Regions from separate parts of the Homo sapiens genome. Here region 1 is linked to region 2. Evidence: read pairs that join two places in POLR2A ChIA-PET (ENCODE). Cell type or tissue: Caco-2. All regions are shown on one strand. Each heading gives the region's core, and the rest is flanking DNA. Links, peaks and the distances in the headings are about the cores only.

Region 1 (5,767 bases), core at 460-5,459, 500 kb after region 2:
CCCAATCTTAACAGTAGGAACAACAGCTGCTACTTGGCCAGCACTTATTCTGTATCAGGTACTCTTTCAGCACTTTCTTTTTTTTTTTTTCTTTTTTCTTTTTCTTTTTCTTTTTTTTTTTTTTTGAGATGGTCTCGCTGTGTCGCCCAGGCTGGAGTGCAGTGGCAAGATCTCGGCTCACTGCAACCTTTGACTCCCGGGTTCCAGCGATTCTCCTGACTCAGCCTCCCAAGTAGCTGGGAGTACAGGGACCTGCCACCACACCCGGCTAATTTTTGTATTTTTGGTGGAGACGGGGTTTCACTATGTTGGCCAGGCTGGTCTTGAACTCCTGAGCTTGTGATCCGCCCGCCGTGGCCTCCCAAAGTGCTGGGATTACAGGCATGAGCCACTGTGCCCAGCCTCTTTCAGCACTTTCTATCACTTAACTCATTTGCTTTTCACAACAGCCCAATGAGACAGGTGCTGTCATTGCTACCGCCATTTTCCAGATGAGGAAATGGAGGCTCAGAGAGATTCAGTGACATGCCCAAGGTCCCACAGCGAGTTATGGATCACTGTCTTTTCGGGCACCTTGCAAACCCAGCTGGTCATCCAGTTCTGCCCATCACTTCCTGAATCCTTCCTTCCTGCTGCCCCTCCACCTCAGCCCTTCCTCAGTCCTCACCATCCCTCACCCAGATGAACAGACTCCCTTTGATGCCAGATACTTTCCCAGTCTCCGCCTCACTCCATTCTCCAAAGCTGCCACGGGGATATTCTTTCCCAAAAGTATCTCAGAGCAGCTTACTTTCTGGCTCAGAATCCTTCCATTGGTCCAGAGGAAGAAATTCAAACACCTTCACATGGCCTGTGAGAACTTTCATAAGTTGGACCTCTGCAGCTCCTACCATCTTCTCCCCACCTACTCCACAAACCCTGGGCTCCCACTGGTGGTTCTTGTCTTTTTCCTATCCCACTGTAGCTGGGGGAACCTGACCGACTCATGAACAAGTGTGCTCCCTGCAGCAGGGGTCCTCAGTGGGGCACAAAAACCACCTGTTGGAGGAATTGTGCAGAGGTTTCAGAGGTCCCAGGGGCAGATGGGTAGCTTGAAAAGCCCTCTAGATGATCCAGCTACATCTGCCTCTCCCAACCCCCGAAAGTCACTGCTCCCACTTGCGATCCATTTCCACACCTCAAGCTTCCGCAGCCTTGTTCTTGTTCTTACTCTGCCTAGGATTCTCTTCTTTTCCTGGCAAACTCCTAGGTATCCTTTAAGCCCCAGATTAAATGCCCTTCCTCTGTGAAGTCCTTCTTGGCAACCCCAGCCAGAGTTAATTCTCCTCCCTGTGTGATCCTCAGGCTCTGTGTGCATTATTATTGCAGCTGACATTTATTAGGCATCTACTAGGTGCAAGGCACTGTTCTGAGTACTTCACATATAGCAACCCAGTCTTACTGTTAGTTTTCACAGTAACCCTAAGAGACAAGTTATTATTTTTATTTTATAGATGAGAAAACTGAAGCACAGAGGGCTAAGTACATTGCCCAAGGTCACACAGCTAGTAAGTGCCAGGGCCAATATTGGGACCTGACAGCCTGCTTCCTTTGCCAGTACAGTGTTTGCTCTCATACTTTCCCTCTAACACAACTCTATGTCTATAGACATAGAGTTGATGACTGTAGTCCCTGCTGCCCAGCCCAGTCTACTTGAGGGCTCGGTGATGGCTGCTTCTTTGTATGTGCCTGACACAGACCGGGCAGTTAAACAAATGTTTGTTGAATGAATATGTTCCTGGATGAGTGAGAGTGGCAGAAAGAATATGGGACAAGTGCCGGGCATGGTGGCTCACGCCTGTAATCCCAGCACTTTGGGAGCCCAAGGTAGGTGGATCATCTGAGGTCAAGAGTTCGAGACCAGCCTGACCAACATGGTGAAACCCCATCTCTACTAACAATACAAAAAAATTAGCCAGGTGTAGTGGTGGGCACCTGTAATCCCAGCTACTTGGGAGGCTGAGGCAGGAGAATCACTTGAACCCAGGAGGTGGAGATTGCAGTGAGCCAAGATTGTGCCACTGCACTCCAGCCTGAGTGACAGAGCAAAACCCTGTCACAAAAAAAAAAAAAAAAAAAAAAAAAAAGAATATGGGACAAAGAGGCAGAAAACCTGTGTTATGGCTCTAGCTCTGCTACCAATTAACTTGGAGCAAAGTAACTTCTCACTCTGGTCTCAGTTTTCTGCCCCTTCTGTAAATACTCTCCAAGGATCACTTTGACTACAGCGTTCTGTCAGTCCATAAAGTGTCCCTTCTGTGAGTCAGCTCACCTGCGTCGTGTGGGCAGTGACCTGGACACTCAGGGTCACCCCTCGATGACAGGGTGTTGGGACAGACAACTGTATTGCCTCGAGGTTGTCCTCTGACTCCAGAGATGCCAAAGGGGCAGCAGGGTAGAGGCAGGAGTAGGTGGGAGGGAGAGTTCTCAAAGTTCTTTTCCAGGAGCCCCAGACCAGGCAGGCAGGGCTGGGCTTGAGGTCACTGTTGGCCTCAGACACAGGGCTCTGACTGCTGCAGTCAGCTGGGGAGCCTGCTGTGTCCCAACCTTACACTGCTCCACCCTTGGCATCAGGAAAATGACAGACTTAGGAGCCCAGGGTGCTGCCAGCAGGGGTTGCCATGTGCCTCAAACATTCTCAGGGGAGTGGAGTGCATGGCCCTCCGAGTGTGGCAGCCCACATCGAAAGGGGCAGACCAACCTGTGTACAGTGAAGCAAAGAACATGCAAAAGAGCATCTGAGCGTGCTCCTGGTGGGCCTGGCTGCAGCACCTCCCTCTTTGGGCCAGCCTGGGCAGCCGGCCACAGCCACTCCCTGCACTGTGGCTGCCTGGGGCAGAGTCCAGCCCTGGCTCTACCAGCTTGGGAACTCCACGAAACTGGGCCTCAGCACTTCCTCGTCCTCACACCCAGACAACACCCAGAAGCTAAGACCATCGGTCACTTCACTTACTTCACAGAGGTGTACAAGCCAGCAACTCAGTTCAGTTGAAGCAGCCCTTTAATTTTTTTTTTTTTTTTTTTTTTTTAGAGATAGGATCTCACTGTCACCCAAGCTGCAATGCAGTGGCAAGATCATAGCTCACCGCAGCCTCAAATTCCTGAGCTCCTGTAATCCCAGCACTTTGGGAGGCCAAGGCAGGTGGATCTTAGGTCAGGAGTTTGAGACCAGCCTGGCCAACATGGTGAAACCCTGTCTCTACAAAAAAAAAAAAAAAAAAGAAAAAAAAAATAGGCAGGTGTGGGGCAGGCGCCTGTAATCCCAACTACTCGGGAGGCTGAGGCAGGAGAATCGCTATCACTTGAACCCAGGGGGCAGAAGTTGCAGTGAGCTGAGATTGCGCCACGTCACTCCAGCCTGGGCACAAGAGCAAGACTCTGTCTCAAAAAAAAAAAAAAAAAAAAAAAAAAAGGGAGAATTCCTGGCCTCCCAAAGTTTGGTACTACAGGTGCAAGCCACCATGCCCAGCTTTCCAGCTTTTTTTTTTTTTTTTTTTTTGAGACAGAGTCTCACTCTGTTGCCCCGGCTGGAGTTCAGTGGTGCAATTTCGGCTCACTGCAAACTCTGCCTCCCAGGTTCAAGCAATTCTTCTGCCTCAGCCTCCCAAGTAGCTGGGACCACAGGCGCGTACCACCACACCTGGCTCATTTTTTTGTATTTTAAATACAGATGGGTTTTTGCTATGTTGGCTAGGCTGCTCTCGAACTCCTGGCCTCCAGTGATCCACCCACCTCGGCCTCCCAAAGTGCTGAGATTACAGGCGTGAGCCACTGCACCCAGCCTGTCCAGCTTGTTTTTATATTTTTTGTGGGACAGGGTCTTGCTATGTTGGCCAGGCTGGTCTCGAACTCCAAGGCTCAAGTGATCCTCCTCTGCTTCCCAAAGTGCTGGGATTACAGATGTGAGCCACCTCACCTGGCCAAAGCAGCCCTTTAAAAACCATCACAGTGGCCAGGGGCGGGTGCTCATGCCTGTAATCCCAGCACTTTGGGAGGCCGAGGTGGGCTGATCACCTGAGGTTAGGAGTTCAAGACCAACCTGACCAACATGGAGAAACTTGTCTCTACTAAAAATACAAAATTAGCAGGGCATGGTGGCACATGCCTGTAATCCTAGCTACTCAGGAGGCTGAGGCAGGAGAATCGCTTGAACCCGGGAGGCAGAGGTTGCGGTAAGCCAAGATCATGCCATTGCACCCCAGCCTGGGCAACAAGAGCGAAACTCCACCTCGAAAACAAAAACAAAAACAAAAAAAACCCATCATCACAGCCTAGTATATTGGAAAGTTCCCAGCAATGATTAGGGAGGAAGCATGGGTGGAGGAAACTACCATTCCAAGAATATTTATATGTATTTCCTTCCTTGTCTTTATTGCGAGGTTCTTTTTTTTTTTTTTTCTTGAGACGGAGTCTTGCTCTGTTGCCCAGGCTGGAGTGCAGTGGCGCGATCTCGGCTCACTGCAAGCTCCGCCTCCCGGGTTCATGCCATTCTCCTGTCTCAGCCTCCCAAGTAGCTGGGACTACAGGCACCCACCACCACGTCCAGTTAATTTTTTGTATTTTTAGTAGAGACGGGGTTTCACCGTGTTAGCCAGGATGGTCTCGATCTCCTGACCTCATGATCCGCCCGCCTAGGCCTCCCAAAGTGCTGGGATTACAGGCTTGAGCCACCGTGCCCGGCCTGAGGTTCTTAACAATGAACTTTTGTTTCCTTTATAATTAAAAAAAAAATACCCAATACAATAATAGTGTGTTTTTTGGGGTTTTTTGTTTTTGTTTTTTGAGACGGAGTCTCGCTCTGTCACCCAGGCTGGAGTGCACGATCTTGGCTCACTGCAACCTCCACCTCCCAGGTTCAAGCGATTCTGCGGCCTCAGACACCTGAATACTTAGGACTACAGGTGCATGCCACCATGCCCGGCTAATTTTTTGTATGTTTAGTAGAGACGGGGTTTCATCATATTGGCCAGGCTGATCTCAAACTCCTGACCTTGTGATCCTCCCACCTCGGGCTCCCAAAGTGTTGGGATTACAGGCATGAGCCACCGCGCCTGGCCTAGTTTTCTTTTTAATTATTGTGATTGAGTGGAAAAAACATCAACTTAGGAGTCAGGCAGACCAGATTTGCAATCTTAACTGACTTATCTAAAAGGAGTCAGAGATAGTAGCTGACATATAGATGGTGCTCAAGAAGTGTGTCCCTTTCTTGCCTTCTGAGGCTCAGCTTTCTCATCTGTAAAATGGGAATAATCCCACCTCCCTTAGGTTTGCTGTGATACCAGAGGCCACTGCACACCTTAAGAGGTCCTGCAGAGTAGTGCTCAAGAAAGTTTATTTCCCCTGGATTCTAATCAAGGACTTGGGCCACTGCTCCGGGCACAGCCTTCAGGGTGTGTCTCTCTGGTTGCATCTGAGGAAATGGGTTCTTCCCCATGGTCAGGGACAGGTCACCAGGAATCCCCTATTGCCCTATTGACTGCTAACATTTCAGAGTTGAGAAGGAGGAAGAAAGGGAGGGAAGAAGGCAGGGAAGAAAACACTCGCTATTCAAGGATGAGGCTAGTTTCCCTTTGCAGTTTTGTGGGGGCTGGGGCCCACTGCTCACCTGTTGCACCCCTGAGAGTTCAGGAGGGCAGGGCTTACCCACTGATGGCCCCAGTCCACCCCACTGGCCTCCTCATGCCTGGGACACACACATCCTCATGCCTGGGATTCCTCAGAGCTCAGC
Region 2 (5,767 bases), core at 512-5,511:
TTGTGCCAGGCTGGAGTACAGTGGTGTGATCTCAGCTCACTGCAACCTCTGCCTCCCCGGTTCAAGAGATTCTCGTGCCTCAGCCTCCCAAGTAGCTGGGACTATAGGCATGTGCCCCAACACCTGGCTAATTTTTGTATTTTTAACAGAGATGGGATTTTATCATGTTGGCCAGGCTGGTCTCAAACACCTGGCCTCAAGTGATCTTCCTGCCTTGGTCTCCCAAAGTGCTGGGATTACAGGTATAAGCCACGGCTCCGAGACTAAAATCACCGAATTTAATTAATACTGCATGTCTGTGGGTCCTCTTGTTGGGCTGTCAATGTTTGGATGAAAAATCAATAAAACATCTGTGATTCATGAGGTATAATATTGTCTTCTGTAACATTTCTTTTTCATGCTTTCATTTCAGTAAAATCAGGTATGTTTTTATAATCAAGATTTTCACGTAATTTATTAATAGTAATAATATAAAGATTAAAAATAAAATAATTGTGTTCAAAATATACATTTAAATGTATTATTATGAATGCATTTAAAGTAAATGTAATAAAATCAAAAATTAGAATCATTTACTTTAAAATATAAATTTTTTATTTTAAAATATTCAGCATTATCTATTACAATTGAAAAGGAAAAAATACAAATTATAATTGGTGAATACCAGTTAATTATTTGTCTGTACATGAATATCACACTGTAATTTTATGGTAAGTCTTGAAATCAGTTAGTGTTAGTCCTCCTATATATATTTAATAGAAACAGGGCCTCACTATGTTGCCTTATCTCAAAGTCCTGGGTTCAAGTGATCCTCCCACCTCCACCTTCCGAAGTGCTGGGATTAGCATCAGCCACCGTGCCCAGCCCATTTTTGAAAGGTGTTTTCACTGAGTATAGAAACCTAGCTTGACAATTTATTTTTTCTTTTGGTACTTTAAAGATATCTTCCCATTGTCCTATGGCTTCTTGCCATATATGTCCTATAGTTTCTTGCGAGAAATATATTGTCATTCTTTTTCTTTGTTTCTCTGTGTGAAATGCTTCTTTTCTCTTTGGCTCCTTATGCAAGTTGAAATACACAGGTTTTCCAAATACAATTCAATACCAAATACACTGGCTTTCAGAATTTTTTTTTCTTTGTAGAGACGGGGTTTCACTATGTAGCCCAGGCTGCTCTGGAACTCCTGAACTCAAGGGATCTGCCCACCTTGGCCTCCCAAAGTGCTGGAATTACAGGCCACTGTGCCCAGCCAGGTTTTCAGCAACTTGATTATGATGTATCTTTGTCTTTGTGTGGCTTTCTTCATGTTTCTTCTGCCTGGGTTCGTGAGCCTCTTGAATCTGCTGTTTTTAGTTTCCAACAAATTTGCATTTTTTGGGGGGTGGCAGGGGGAGGACCGGGTTTCACTCTGTCATCCAGGCTAGAGTGCAGTGGCAAAATCTCGGCTCACTGCAACCTCTGCCTCCCAGGTTCAAGCATCCTCCTGCCTCAGCCTCCCAAGTAGCTGGGAATATAGGTGCATGCCACCACACCCAGCTAATGTATGTATTTTTGGTGGAGACAGGGTTTTGCCATGTTGGCCAGCCTGGCCTTGAACTCCTGGCCTCAAGAGATCTGTCCACCTCTGCCTTCCAAAGCACTGGGATTATGGGCACGAGCCACTGTGCCTGGCAAATTTAGAAAATTCTTAACCATTATTTCTTCAAATATCATTTTTTATCTCCTCACCCTATCTGGGTCTCCAATTACACGTGTTAGATTGTCTGATATTACCTCCAATGTTACTGATGCTCTGTTTATTCCCCCCACCCTCATTTTCTCTCTGTATTTTATTTAGATTTTTTTATTGCTATATCTTCAAAATAATTTATTTTATAGTATCTAACCTGCTTTTTATCCACTCCAGTGTATTTTTTATTTAATATACTGTATTTTTTTATTTATTTGAGATGCTATATTTTTGTTCCTGGAAATCACATTTTCATTATTATATTCATGATTTTCTCTACCTTCTTGAATATATGAGTCATATTTATGTCATCTCTTTCAATGTCCTTTTCTGCTAATTTCTTCATCTCTTCATTTCAGGGTCTGTTTCTACTGATTGATTTTTCCATTGGTTGTGGTCACACTTTCTATTTCTTTGTATGCCTTTTGTTGTGTTTGTTTGTTTCTTTGTTTGTTTTTAGATGCTCTTTATCAGATTGAGGAACTTTCTTTCTATTCCTAGTTTTCTGAGAGTGTTTATCAGGAATAAATACTGGATTTACCAAATGTTTTTTCTGCATATATTGCAATGATCACATGGTTTTCACTTTTTAGTTTGTTAATATAGTGAATTAAATTTGATTGATTTTCAAACATTAAACCAACTTTGTGTTCCTGAGATAAACCCCACTTAGCCATGGTGTTTTATACTTTTTATATGTTGTTGGACTTGATTTGCAAAAATTTTGTTTAGAATTTTTGCATTTATGTTTATGAGGTAATTGATCTGTAGTTTGACAGGACTCTGAACATTGTGAACTTTACATTGTTTGAGGCTGCATTTTGTTGCATTCCTTTAAGTAGTGTCAGACTTGGTTCTGGCCACACACTTAACACATTTGGAATCAGATTTTTACTTCTGATGCTTACTTTTAAGATTTGTTAGGACAGATACAGAGGAGCTGTTAGTCTAAGGTTAATTTAGACCTCTACTAAGGCAATACCCGTTTGAGAATTGTACCTGATATCCCATGTATTACAAGGTCTTTTCGTTCTGCCTTTTGGGAACAGAAACTAATCTCAACCCTGTGTGAGCCCCAGGCACTGCTCTGCCTTCTGTGGTTCTTTCCCAGGCCTTGCCTTTCATGCATGTGCAAATCAGTACTCAGCCAAAGAGTTAAGAAGACATCTCTGCAGATCTTTGGATATATGCTCAGCTCCCTGCTCTCTGGTGTTCTGCCCTGCAAATTCCAGCCCGTTGGCCTCTTGAACTCTGTTTTCTCAATCAGCAAGACTCCAAACTCTGTTTGGATTCCCTGTCCCTGTACTGAAGCCTGCAAACTGCCTCAGGCCGTGAGCTGGAGGTAATTATAGGGCTCACCTTTTTTGTTTCCCTTTTCTCAGAGATCATAGTCCTGAGTTGCCTTTGTTCAAAGTCTGAAAAATCATTGTTTCATCTACTTTATCTGGAGCCCTAGTTTTTCAAGGCAGGACAGTAAATCTCATCTCTGTAACTTCACTATGGCCAGTAGCTGAAGTCTTCCTTTGTTAGTAAGTTTGTTTTCTGGGTGGCTATGACGTGCAGAGCCTTCAAACATTCAGACCTCAGGTCAGAGGCCTCTCTGCCTATGTCTAAGAGCATTGCTAACTCAATGCATTACTTTGGGCCAGTTACCAGTCCTCTCTGTGCCTGAGTTTTCCCTACTGTCAAATGAAGGGAACAATGATTGTATTGACCTTGAGGGTGGTTGTGAGAAATGAGCAAGATATGACATGCTTAACACTTAAAACAGTGCCTGGCACACAGTGAGTGAATGTTCAATACATGTAATTATTTCAGGGACAGTCAAGACCGTCCAGGTAGGGCTCCCTCAATCTACCCCCTACCTTGCCTCAGAGAAAGAGAGGTCCTGCTTTTTTCATAAGGCTGTCAAATCCCCTGGCTGATGAGGTAAAAAGATACTTTTTGGGGGCCGGGCAGGGTGGCTCACACCTATAATCCCAGCAGTTTGGGAGGCTGAGGCAGGCAGATCACCTGAGGTCAGGAGTTAGAAACCAGCCTGACCAACATGGTGAAACCCCGTCTCTACTAAAAATACAAAATTAGCCGGGCGTGGTGGCGCATGCCTGTAATCCCAGCTGAGGCAGGAGAATCGCTTGAACCTGGGAAGTGGAGGTTGCGGGAAGGCGAGAACGCACCATTGCACTCCAGCCTGGGCAACAAGAGCGAAACTCCATCTGAAAAAAAAAAAAAAAAGATCCTTTTTGGTCATATTTCCTTTTCATTCCCTTCCCTCTACCTCTGATTTTTCAGTCCCTCTCTCTCTCCACACTCCTTTTCCCTCAGACGAAAACATACTCCTGTCTACTGCCCTCTAAATGCAAACAAACAAAAACATTCCCTCTGTCCTCCCTCCCTCTCCAGCTCTTTTCCTCTTGCTATATTTCCTCTCACTGCCAAATTTCTTGAAAGAGTGCTCTGTGCCTTCCACCTTCCATTCCCCACCTAATGCCCTGGGACGTCTCCACAAGCCCCTGCAACACAGACACTGCTCTCTCACCAAGCCCCGGGCACCTTGTGGCCTCTCTTTCTTCTTTCTTTTTTTTTTGAGACGGAGTTTCAGTCTTGTTGCCTAGGCTGGAGTGCAGTGGCATGATCTCGGCTCACCGCAACCGCCACCTCCCGGGTTCAAACGATTCTCCTGCCTCAGCCTCCCTAGTAGCTGGGATTACAGGCATGCGCCATCACGCCCGGCTAATTTTCTATTTTTAGTAGAGACTGGGTTTCACCATGTTGGTCAGGCTGGTTTCGAACTCCTGATCTCAGGTGATCCACCCGCCTTGGCCTCCCAAAGTGATGAGATTACAGGCGTGAGCCACCGCGCCCGGCCAGTGGCCTCTTATTTATCCTTGCTCCACTCAGCCTCCCTGGAGAAGAGGGAGAAAGGCTGAAACCTGTTCTTAGGGCTTCCATGATTCTATCCAAAATGGCCTTTAGACCTGGACAACCAGGGTCCCTGATAGAGCAGGGAGCTCACGGGGTCAAAGAAACACACCTCCCTGGAACGTGTAACTTGTCGCTGGGCCATGGGCCAGGTAACCAATGTTTGGACATTATTTGCCCCAATAGCCCTAGGCTCTCTTCTAGAGCCTGCAAGGGCTTCCTCCCTCAGTTTGTCCTATTCTTCTTCTTTTTTTTTTTTTGAGATGGAGTCTTGCTCTGTCATCCAGGCTGGAGTGCAGTGGTACGATCTTGGCTCACTGCTGCAACCTCCACCTCCTGGGCTCAAGTGATTCTCCTGCCTCAGCCTCCTGAGTCGCTGGGACCACAGGCACGTGCCACCACACCCAGCTAATTTTTTTTATTTTTAGTAGAGACAGGATTTCACCATGTTGGCCAGGCTGGTCTCAAACTCCTGACCTCAAGTGATCCACCTGCCTCAGCCTCCCAAAGTGTGGGATTACAGGCGTGAGCCACTGAACCTGGCCTGCCCTATTATTCTTTTTTTTTTTTGAGACGGAGTCTTGCTCTGTCGTCAGGCTGGAGTGCAGTGGCGTGATCTCGGCTCACTCCAACCTCAGCCTCCCAGGTTCAAGCAATTCCCCCTCAGCCTCCCAAGTAGCTGGGACTACAGGTACGCGCCACCACGCCCAGCTGATTTTTGTATTTTTGGTAGAGTCGGGGTTTCACCATGTTGGCCAGGAAGGTCTCGATCTCTTGACCTCGCAATCCGCCCACTTTGGCCTCCCAAACTGCTGGGATTACAGGCATGAGCCACCGTGCCTGGCCTATTATTCTTTTTATTTTCTAAAATATTATTTCAATTCCTTGAAGCTTATTGAAGCTTCCACGTGCCCCAGCATATAGCTATTTTTTGTAACAGCTTTATTGAGATGTAATTTATGTATCATACAGTTCACAGATTTAAATACTATTCAACGGTTTTTCATTTATTCAGCTTTGTGAGCCATCCCCACAGTCACGTTTAGATCCTTTTCATCTCCCCAAAAGGAAATCCTGCACCCGTTGGCATCACTTCCCCTTCCTCCCCTCCCCCA

Evidence for each region. ChIA-PET counts read pairs that join two places held together with the same protein. Peaks named below come from ENCODE experiments on the same cell type or tissue, not always from the same donor. Only the 100,000 strongest peaks of a DNase experiment are listed, where the experiment ranks them.
Region 1: POLR2A ChIA-PET joins it to region 2 with 12 read pairs; 2 of 35 experiments call an interaction of 5 or more read pairs at or near these places.

The regions. Positions count from the first base shown.
Region 1 is chr6:42,115,825-42,121,591 of GRCh38, forward strand. The region is part of intron 2 of C6orf132 (chromosome 6 open reading frame 132); the gene reads right to left. Among named protein-coding and RNA genes, the nearest start is that of C6orf132, 24 kb to the right of the region's middle. In Caco-2, for the core only: no CTCF peak of the experiment used is centred there; a DNase peak (open chromatin) is centred at 2,907.
Region 2 is chr6:41,619,439-41,625,205 of GRCh38, forward strand. No RefSeq gene overlaps it. Among named protein-coding and RNA genes, the nearest start is that of MDFI, 16 kb to the right of the region's middle. In Caco-2, for the core only: no CTCF peak of the experiment used is centred there; a DNase peak (open chromatin) is centred at 3,003.